2 separate regions of the Homo sapiens genome follow, and region 2 is linked to region 1. Evidence: read pairs that join two places in POLR2A ChIA-PET (ENCODE). Cell type or tissue: Panc1. All regions are shown on one strand. Each heading gives the region's core, and the rest is flanking DNA. Links, peaks and the distances in the headings are about the cores only.

Region 1 (5,384 bases), core at 309-5,308:
TGGGTTTCATCATGTTGTCCAGGCTGGTCTCGAACTCCTGAACTCAGGTGATTCACCTGCCTTGGCCTCCTAACCTTTGGGTTTTCTTATAGGTAAACACTGGTTATTTCCATACTTCATTGGCATAGTGGAAAGTTCATGGGATTGAGCATCAAATAGTCTAGTGACCAAATCTCAGATATGCCACCTACTAGCTTTGTGACCTTAAGCTTGCTGTTAAACCTTTTTTAGCTTCAACTTTCTCATCTGCAGCATGGGAATAATAGTTCTCTTCTGTGGATATTGCAAAGATGGATAGAAATGGATGTAAAGAGCCTGGCATAATCCCAGTAGCCAGTAATAGTTGCTATTTTAATTATTCCCCTTCCAGTCATCTTATTAAGAGACATATGAGGTAATTTCAGCGTCCAGGCAGAAAGAGCTATTTTTAGTTAGAGATAATGAAGTTTTGAAATTCTTTAATCTCTAACAATTTTTTTAAAAAGGAAGATTGCCTTCCTTGCTATTGTGACGTAACTATTTACTTTACACATGTAACTTACTTGATGTTACCATAGTTAATCATAACATAGACAAAACTCAACAAGTAAGCAAAAAGTGGCTTACAGCCAAAGTGACTTTTTAGTCCATACAAAGTATAAGTACGGAGATCAGTGGTAGAAGCAGGCCCACTGACAACTGTAAGAAGTAACAGTTGTTACAGTAACAGAAAGCTATAAAAGACAAATATAAACGCAGAAGAAACAATAATAATAATAGGGTAGCAAAAACACCTTCGTAACTATTGAGGCCATTATTCTAAAGACAACAGTAACCCTAGGTCATCAAGAAAAGGGTGAAATTTGGTTTAGTGTTCTTGGCCTAAGGAAGAGGATTGTGCCATATAGCATCCCTATACATTGGCCTAAGGAAGAAGGTTGTGTCGTTGGCATACCTGTACGTTGTGTACAATGTATAATGATAAAATTAGGATAATTAGCATATCCACCTCGAACATTTATCATTTATTTGTGGTAAGAACACACAATTATTATGTGTCAATTAAAAATAAAACAAACAAATAGAATAAAATCTGATATGGTTTGGCTATGTCCCTACTCAAATCTCATCAGTGAGCTCTCACGAGATCTGATGGTTTTATAAGGGGCATTTCTCCCTTTTGCTTGGCACTTTTCCTTGCTGCCACCATATGAAGAAGGACGTGTTTACTTCCCCTTCCACCATGACTGTAAGTTTCCTGAGGCCTCCCCAGCCATGCTGAACTGTGAGTCAATTAAACATCTCTCCTTTATAAATTACCCAGTCTCAGGTATGTCTTTATTAGCAGCATGAGAACGGACTAATACAAATCTAATGTCAAATTTAAAAAAGAGAGTGAAAGATTTGATAATGACATTGAAATATCCAACAAACTTAAAATTCCTATAAAAATAATTTTAGATATTTGTAGTATCATTTAAGATACGAGTGGTTATGTGATTTCTGTTTGTTTTTGCTCTGTTCATAAATTTAAAATACTGAGAAAGTCTGAAAACGTACATTTTTAATACAATTCAAGTTATTTTACATACTAAAAAAAAATAAAGCAAGCTAATTGACATTTTGACATCATGCTGTAACCTTCCCTCTAAAAGTCTGAAAAGTCTGCTGTAACATCTTAATTTTTTAATGAATAAATAGCAGTAGTCTTTTATATGTGTTATATATAAGAATACAAATTTTATCTTTCACCTACTATATTTTATACTATAGATTCTTTCCTTCTCATACAGTTTGCTTAACAGTTTTGCCCAGCCCTGTTACAAATATTTATTTCAACAGCATTTGGGCCCTACTATGTGGCAAATCAGGAAGAAGATAATTAACGTAACTACAGTGTTGGCTGCCATGAACCCCTTACATGAGAAGGTGACATAAAATATGCAAAATGGGTATTCAATGTAGTATTTCTTCTTAAGGAATCGATAATTTTGTGTAAGTTCTAAGAATTGCCTAAATTCTTTCCTCATCCAGTAAAATCAACAAAAAGCTGCCTAGCCAAACCACAATTACTTGCCCCCTGCAGAGGAGCTTTCACTAAGACTTTGGTTAGAGAAGAGATTTTTTTTTAAATGGCCACAGAAAGAATGCTTCTACATTTGTGTTTTAACTTGTATTAAAGGCATTGTTTATTACATTGTTTCATGTACCCTTTACAAAGCATAATACCAGGGAAAAAAAAATTATCTCTTGGAGTCTTGGTACAACTACTATTGAAAAGCAAAAATTATATATTTCATTATGTAAATCACGAGAGCTAGCTGTCATGATTGTTAGGATTGTTAGCTCTTGTGTTTTACATATATGCTTCCCCTCTTCATGGTTTGATTTTCGGTTTCTTCTTTTATAGCCTTATGTAATGATGCCTTTTACTCTAAACTGGCATACATCTCATTTTGGAAGAATATAGAATTGAACACTAAAATAAAAATGAAAGAAGAGTTTGAGAGTGTCTGTAAAAATACTCATTTGGCTGTAATCTGGTGCCTGCATTTGTGATTGGCTGTGCCTTTAAGCACATTCTGTGAAAACACCTCCAGGGTTTTGAAGTGTAATGCTCCATTGTTATTCTCGAATGCATATAATAGTGATTTTCCCACCCCCTCCACCATACCCCATGTATCATTATGGTAGTGAAAACATTTCTGCTACTGGTTGGCTAGAAGGTCTTCATGTGTTATTGCCTAATATCATTTGAAGTGTTTAAAAGGGTACTGTCTATAATCATAATATCAATTTAGTCTGTCTAGCACTGTTTCCCCATAATTGCTTTAAGGACTTCACATAAATCTGTTAACATGAGCGTTCATTCCTTCTGCAGTGGGGAGTTGCAAAGTAGATCAAGCTACAAATTGTCAAGAAGGAGGTGTACCTTTTAAAGTGTGGGGAGGATTTGGTTTGTCATTGACTGAGATTGAAAAGTGAATGGGAATCCAAAAGAAATGTAGTTTTAAACCTAGGAAAGGAGCTGGGTATGGTGGCTCACACCTGTAATCCCAGCACTTTGGGAGGCCAAGGCGGGCAGATCACTTGAGGTCAGGTGTTAGAGACCAGCCTGGGCAACATGGTGAAACCTCGTCTCTACTAAAAATACAAAAATTAGCCAGGTGTGGTAGTGCACACCTGTAATCCCAGCTCTTAGGGAAGCTGAGGCAAGAGAATTGCCTGAATCCCAGGAGCAGAGGTTGCAGTGAGCCAAGATTGCACCACTGCACTCCAGCCTGGGCAACAGAGCGAGACTCCATCTCAAAAAACAAACAAAAAACAAAAACAAAAAAGAAAACCCAGGAAAGGAAGGTAAATTTATTTATATTATATTAGCTTTTAGATATACAGTTGTACCTGTCAGGGTGGGAAAAGTTAACACTTCAAATTAAGTTAACGTCAAACAGCCAAATTTACATTGTTCTGTTGTGTTTTAGTCCTAACTACTAATTATTAAATACTTTCTATATATTGACATCATGAGACTTAAGCTATTAGTTCTGCCTCTTTGTTTTTGGCGTGCTAATTTGTTTTAACTTTGTGAACATAATTATAGAAAAAATTTTAGCGTTTTCCATTGATGATAAGTACTGTGATTAAATATGTGGTTTTATACATTAAGAGCATGCCGCATAGAGAGCTGTCTCTTTTTAAATTTTTAGTATATTGAAATCGTTATATTTTCCAAGATTTATTGCCTGGAACTCACCAGATCAAGTTTTACTAACTAGTGGTAATTTAAAATAATCTATAAGTACATTAGTATCAGAGGCATGCAATTATTTTTGCTAAACTACCATGGCTAAACATATCAAACTAGATGATTTCCAGACTTAAAAGTATGTTTAGCCTCTTACCAATAGAGGCGTTTCAGCTATTTATTTCTGGAAGATTATTTGTATAAATCTGCCTGATTGACTTGTGAAGTAAATCTTTGCAAGTTTCTAGACCCTACAAATTTGGGAAGCCAACATCTCCCAGGCTAAAAGAGAAAGTTTCCAGCTTTACAGAGACCTGAATGCCATTTGGTCATTCACTTATTCATGCACTTCTTAAATATGTATTAAACACTCACCATGCATTGCTGTAGCTACAGGGGCTATAAAGGTAGATAGGAAATGGGTCCTGCCCTTAAGGAGCATATGTCCTTGCAGGGGAAATTGAGATACAGTTTGTAAGTGCTGTAAAGAGGCAGACGCACAGTACAGTGTTGACACAAAGGTGGACTAATCCACAAGCCATGTTTCTTGGTCCAGTGTCTCCTCTCTGGCTTCTGTGATCATCTTGTTTATCCTCCCTCTTGGTTGTATGAGTTGGGCAAGGAGAGGTGTTAGGAGAAAAAAAATCAGCTTTAATGGACCTAGAGAATTAGGACCAAGGTAGGCTCAGGGCAAATGTTCCCTTTGAGCCTGTTCACCATCCCTATAAAGTGCTGGGCACATTCTAGAATCTTGGCAACTGAGTTGAAGCCAAGGTTCTCCGAGCTCTGACTTAATGTGGGAAGAGAGTCACTTCTTCCCTTGAAATCTACCTTAGCAGTGATGTTTCTTCTCGTTGATACATTCACTCCTGCCTTTTAAGTAAATTTATAAGCTCAGAGACTTTTTTAATATTTAACTAAGGACTTCAAGAATCAGTTTTGTGTTGGGCATGGGGCACTTAACACAATATGAATTTATAGATAACTTAGCTATAAAGTTTTTTGAATTAAGTGCCAACTCTTCAGTACTGTGAGAGTGTGGTGGTAGAGTAGGTGGAATGAAGAAGAAAAAGACTACAAGGGAAAAAGTGCTTTTTTTCCCCTTTTTGCTCACAAAGAGAAGGAAAAGGAAAGAAAGCAAATGATTAGTACGTGGAAATAGGTTGGGAAGTAGCTATTGTTAAACATCCAGGGTAATTCATTAGGTCGATAAGGGGTATGGATCAACAAATATTAAGATTAGGGATGCTCTGGTCAGAGGAGTATCTCGGAGTGCCAAGTGGAGACTGGCATCGACAGGTGACTTTCTACTTGGCTAAATCTACGCATATATTAAGTTAAAGATCTTGATGATATATAGAATCCTTTGTATATATATTTAGGCTATAAAGATTTAGTTAAATTAAGCTTATCTTTCATATGGTTGACTCCTGATTAATTCTCTGTATTTCATGATAATGTCCTTAGTCTCTAATTTAAAAACTTATTGATAGGAGTGAGTTTATTGCTAAATCTATATAGAAATAGAAGTCATCCTGAAGGTCAAAATTACACTAATATATTTGTAAAATTGTAAGCTAGTGTTGTACTGTCTGTTACTATCCCTAATCATTCATAGGTGTTAAAATGAAACGCCACCATTGTCTGTTGCAATAGACGT
Region 2 (5,384 bases), core at 160-5,159, 56 kb after region 1:
GGAGCTTCCGAGGATGGAATGCAGGCTGCGCCCCAAAGACTAACACTGACTCAAAATGCAGGAATGTCTGACTTTAAAGACACATTTCATGCATACCCATGAGAAATATTGTTATAGGTGGCCTAAAAAGTGAGTTTCAAACAATTCATTAAAAGCCATGAAGCGTGGCCAGGTGCGGTGGCTCACGCCCGTAATCCCAGCACTTTGGGAGGCTGAGGCGGGCAGATCACCTGAGGTCACGAGTTCGAGACCAGCCTGGCCAACATGGTGAAACCCGTCTCTACTAAAAATACAAAAATTCGCCGGGCGTGGTGGTGGGCGCCTCTAATCCCAGCTACTCAGGAGGCTGAGGGAGGAGAATCACCTGAACTCCTGAGGTGGAGGGTGCAGTGAGCCAAGATCGCGCCACTGCACTCCAGCCTAGGCAACAAAGTGAGACTCCATCTCAAAAAAAACAACATCAAAAAAGCCATTAAGCAATGTTATCCAGACCCTACACCATACCCACAAAAATTTCATAAAGGAAAATAAACCAGTGTTTTTCCCACTGGCCTCACTCTAGTTGTTGCTTATTTGTATTCTGTACACTTAAGGGTTATCTGGAAAGCAGTGTCTTTTCTCCTGTAAAGTAAGGTGACAGGCACCACAGCCTGCAGCCTACAGCCTTCACTCCACAGCTCCAAGCAGATTCACCTTTCGCATACCTAGAGCCACAGCTCCCTTCCAACAGGCATGGCAGTAGGACCCTCTCTGGCAGTGAAAACTGCCCCTTTGTCTGAGTGCCATGAAGGGTGTGTGTAGGAATCCAGGTGCATTTGGTTTGGGTACCAGCGGATACACCAGTGCTACTTGGATTCCACCAGTTGGCACTGGATGCCCAGTTGCTTGGAATGCAGCTACTCTGAAGGAAGATACACCCTTATTTGGGATTGTGTTGTAAGATCAAAATCTACAACATTCTAGGAGATGCAATACCATTTTGAATGTGATTACCAGGCCAAGTAGGTGGTGACAGGACCCCTCTTCTTTATGACAAAGGAGGAATGGAGCAAGCCATTGGTATGCTTTCACTGTACTGCACTGACTGTCAATATGTATTGACAAGTACATTGGTATGCTTTCACTGTACTACAGACTGTCAATACAAAGGTGCTTGTGGGCCAGGCGTGGTGGCTCATGCCTATAATCCCAGCACTTTGGGAGGCCTAGATAGGAGGATCACTTGAGGCCAGGAGCTTGAGACCAGCCTGGGCAACACAGTGAGACCCATTTCTACGAACATTTTTACATTTTTAAAATTAATTAATTAAATTTAATTAAAAAGAGGGTGTTTGTGGGAGGAAATGGCAACAGAGTTCAGCAACTGTCTAAAGCAACTGGAGAAGATGGATTTGGGCTGGGTCTTGCTCATTTGAAGCACTCTAAGACCCCACTTTTTAAATGTGGGGCTTTTCTTCTGGGATATCATGACGTTCTGGATTAAAATCCAATGGCAGAGCTGCATCCGTGGACATGAATGAGCACTAAGGGCGTCAGGATAAACCTCCAGATGCCCTCCAGGCCCACGCAGAGAGAAACACCGAAGAGCAACCTTTGGGAAATGTGAGCTCTTTCCAGTTGCACCAGAGAGACTTTACTTTCAGCTGACACACTTCTTGTGAGTTTCGTGGTAGGCTGTTGTGGCTCCTCAGGCTTAAGAAGATTAACAAGGAAAAAAAAAAAAACACCATAGCATGCATTTCTTTCTACTCCCATCTAGGGTTTGGGGTTGCAAGTTTTTAGAGAAAGGAATTTGGCAAGAAAAGAATCCAGATGTAACTGACAGCAAAGTGACACATGGCAAAGCAACATCTCTGCTCTTAGGCATACTTGTTCCCAGCTACTAATTAACTGACAGAAACAGAAACCTTTCCCTTTAATATTTGCCACTGTCAAGGTCAAGGATGGACCTTAATACATCAAAATTGTACTTACTCTCTACTTGTTAAATACAGATTTACCCTTTACTAACAGTTAAAAATGCAAAAAAAAAAAAAAACTATAAAAGGCATAAGCAACTTACCTCGCTCCAGAACCTTCTGTACTTTGATATGGTTAGCACAGAATCCACTGTACAGTTTAAAGTGGTCCGCGTAATAAAGGAAAGAGCCTCCAAGGGAAAACAGTAATTTCTAGAAGGGCAGAGGGGAAAGTCAAATCAGACATGGTTTAATCAATGCGTGCTGGCTTATGGCATTTGACGGCCCCATGGCTTCTGTCAGATTCCATAGCACTAATGCCTTGGAGAAGTTCAAACCTGCTCCATCCACACAGGAGGTGGGGAACAGCCCAGGCGCTCCCCTGGCAGGTATCTAGCTTGACTGCAAAGTTTCCAGCGGCAGAGCCTACTGACAGTGTGCAATCCAAGGACAAGAAACAAAGAAAGTTCTACAAAAATACAGCTGACAAGGTGGGATATAAACAATCTGAGAGAGGTTCACTAATAAAGCCGACTCTGCATTGCTTGGGGAGAGTGATGCTGTCTGTATGGTTCCAGGTCCCCTTGGAGGGGCTTCCTGCCACACTGCGGCTTACACGGATGCTATGGAGCACTGGTGCTTCATAGAAGAGAGGGCTTGAGCCCAGCAATTAGAAACCTATTCTCTTAATCCCAGATCCACATGACCACGGGGAAGAAGGATTGGGCACAGGGTAGGAGCTCTGGTTTCAGAAGCAACCACCTTGGATATCCTTCACAGCAGCTGAGAAAAGAGCACGTACGTGGTCAACAACCAGGCGGGAGGTGCTGCTGGACTTCTGACTACCAAAAGCACCTGCGCCAGGAAAAAAAAATATATACAGCCTTCCTTTACCACCTGACAGAGGAAAACGGTGCAAGGAAATAGTCACAGGACAATAAATAGTCAATAGTCACAGGACAAGAAATTCTTTCTCATGAGAGAATTCTCATGAGAGAAATACGTACCATAGCCACGTATTTTTACTTTAAGCCTAAATCTGAGATACTTACTCTAAACTGTGAGGGGGTTTCTAGGGTGTTAAAGTCAGATGATGCTGAAATCCCATCCTCCAGGGTCTCCAGAAACACCTTCTGAAACTCAAGCATCTCTGGCAAACTTCCAAAAAGTGACTCCATCTATGTGAAGATCAGGATTTGAAATGAGGGGATTAGCCATGAAGTTCAGGACACCACGCTAACTCTTAGGCCCACAAATAAATCACAAGGAAATTCTTCACGGAAAAGCAGACAGAAAGTAAATCCTTTAAGAAGACAGCACATTCATTATGGGATATGGCTTATACATAGAAAGTTTCACAGCTCCATCCCCCATAATTCTCTATTACTACAGTAAATTTTTAAGTGGATGTAAAATTCTCAGAATTCAAATTAAGAAAAATGTAAGTCAGTAGAACTAATTATGTGGTTTCACATTACAAAGGTATGTATTGAAAAGGAATTTCTGATCACACTCTCTTCTACCTCAAAAAGACCATAACCGTCCCTCTGCCTTTGTAAACACTCTGCCACTGGGTCATGCAGCCGAGGCCACAGCAGTGGTTTAGGAGGAGGCTATGCCTGGGACTCTCAGAAGACCGTTAAGTCTTGGGATGTTCTTTTGGGATCAACAGAGATACTCTCATAGGAGTTCTGCTAAAAGGCAAACAGAGACTAACCTGTGGATCACTGGACAGAAGGAAGGTGATTTTATTTACCTCATCTTGGGTAAGAAAGGTCTCATTCTGAAGTGGCTCCAAGTATAATTCAAAGAGGCAGCTCAAATCCTGAAAGAAAATAGAAGAAAGTGTCTTCAACGCTTTAGTCTCCAAAATACCCATGAGATTTGGGTAGCAGCAACCTGGCAGCAGCTCCCAAGGCTCCCATCAGGATAATGAAGTTTATGCCTTGTTGAAATTCTTTTTTTTTTTTTTTTTTTTTTTTTTTTTTTGAGACGGAGTCTTGCTCTGTCACCCAGGCTGGAGTGCAGTGGCATGATCTCAGCTCACTGCAACCTCTGCCTCCTGGGTTCAAGAGATTCCCCTGCCTCAGCCTCCCACATAGCTGGGACTACAGGTGTGCTCCACCACACTCAGCTAATTTTTGTATTTTTAGTAGGGGCAGGGTTTCACCATGTTGGTCAGGCTGGTCTCGAACTCCTGACCTCAGGTGATCCTCCTGCCTTGGCCTCCCAAAGTGCTAGCATTACAGGCGTGAGCCACCACACCCAGCCTTTGTTGAAATTCCTGACCCCAAAAGTAGTGATTATTGCTCACCTAATTCAAAGAGTTTAATATCACAATACAGGCAACAGCTGGATTCCACACCTTTACAGCTCGATCATTCCCTCTGCTTAGGTAAGTGTCTTGGTGACAGAAACACCCTTTCTTCAGGCCACTGCAGCAGGGGCACTCACTTCCCTGCAGAGGAAGGGCGTCTGGGTGGCACTGGTGTCAGGTGCACCCCAGCTCCTGGCCTCTTCTGCCTCAGGGAGCACAGTGAGAGGTCCAGCATGGAGCTGGGAGGGTCAAGTTCTGGGGAGCCCTTCAACTTTGGGGTTGACTGATTCACAGAATCTCAAACTCACATATTCAAAGGCAATAAAAAACTCCCACAGAGCTGCAGCTCTAATGGCTAAACTCTAAGCCATATTTGGCTGTCTTGCAAACGAGGTTCCAGCAGGACAGTATAGTGGGAGTAGACTGCAGTTACAAAACCCATGAGCGAAAGATTTTGTTTAATAATTTGAAGCCAAAGCCAGGCATGGTGTCTCATGCCTGTAATCCCAGCACTTTGGGAGGCAGAGGCGGGTGGATCACCTGAGGTCAGGAGTTCAAGACCAGCCAAGCCAACATGGTGAAACCCTGTTTCTACTAAAAAAAAGAAAAAAAAAAAATAGCTGGGTGTGGTGGCGGGTGCCTGTAGTCCCAGCTACTCAGGAAGCTGAGGCAGGAGAATCTCTTGAACTCAGGAGGTGGAGGTTGCAGTGAGCCAAGATCATGCCACTGCACTCCAGCCTGGGTGACAGAGCGAGACTCCATCTCCAAAATAATAATAATAATAATTTGAAGGCAAGACCAGGATATAGTTCAGTGATAGAAAAGATTTCTCTTTTATTCTGAAGAATTTTGAGTCCTAAAATACTAGAAGCAGTTGACTGCAAAGTCAGCTATAATAACTCCCTCACTTCCCAAGAGGGGAACCTAAGACCCAGAGCTTTATAAAGCCCAAAGCATCCCCAGAACTTTCTGGCCTTAGTTCAGAGAGCAAAAGGCAAGGCCTGTGACACGGATGCTTTCACCATAAAAACCTCCCTGGCCTTCCCTCACCATATTCCACGCCAGACCGCTCAGAGAAGGGAGATGATGGAAGTTACTGAATCATATCT

The links. Peaks named below come from ENCODE experiments on the same cell type or tissue, not always from the same donor. Only the 100,000 strongest peaks of a DNase experiment are listed, where the experiment ranks them.
Region 2: POLR2A ChIA-PET joins it to region 1 with 7 read pairs; 6 of 35 experiments call an interaction of 5 or more read pairs at or near these places.

Annotation. Positions count from the first base shown.
Region 1 is chr6:155,298,726-155,304,109 of GRCh38, reverse strand. All of the region lies in intron 2 of TFB1M (transcription factor B1, mitochondrial), which reads left to right. Among named protein-coding and RNA genes, the nearest start is that of TFB1M, 13 kb to the left of the region's middle. In Panc1, for the core only: no CTCF peak of the experiment used is centred there; no DNase peak of the experiment used is centred there.
Region 2 is chr6:155,242,410-155,247,793 of GRCh38, reverse strand. TIAM2 (TIAM Rac1 associated GEF 2) reads right to left here. Exons shown (of 27, transcript NM_012454.4): 17 at 3,715-3,783; 18 at 3,011-3,136; 19 at 2,063-2,171. It also overlaps a transcript of TFB1M not described here. Among named protein-coding and RNA genes, the nearest start is that of CLDN20, 19 kb to the left of the region's middle. RefSeq lists an enhancer at 1-459. In Panc1, for the core only: no CTCF peak of the experiment used is centred there; no DNase peak of the experiment used is centred there; H3K27ac peaks cover 4,329 bases.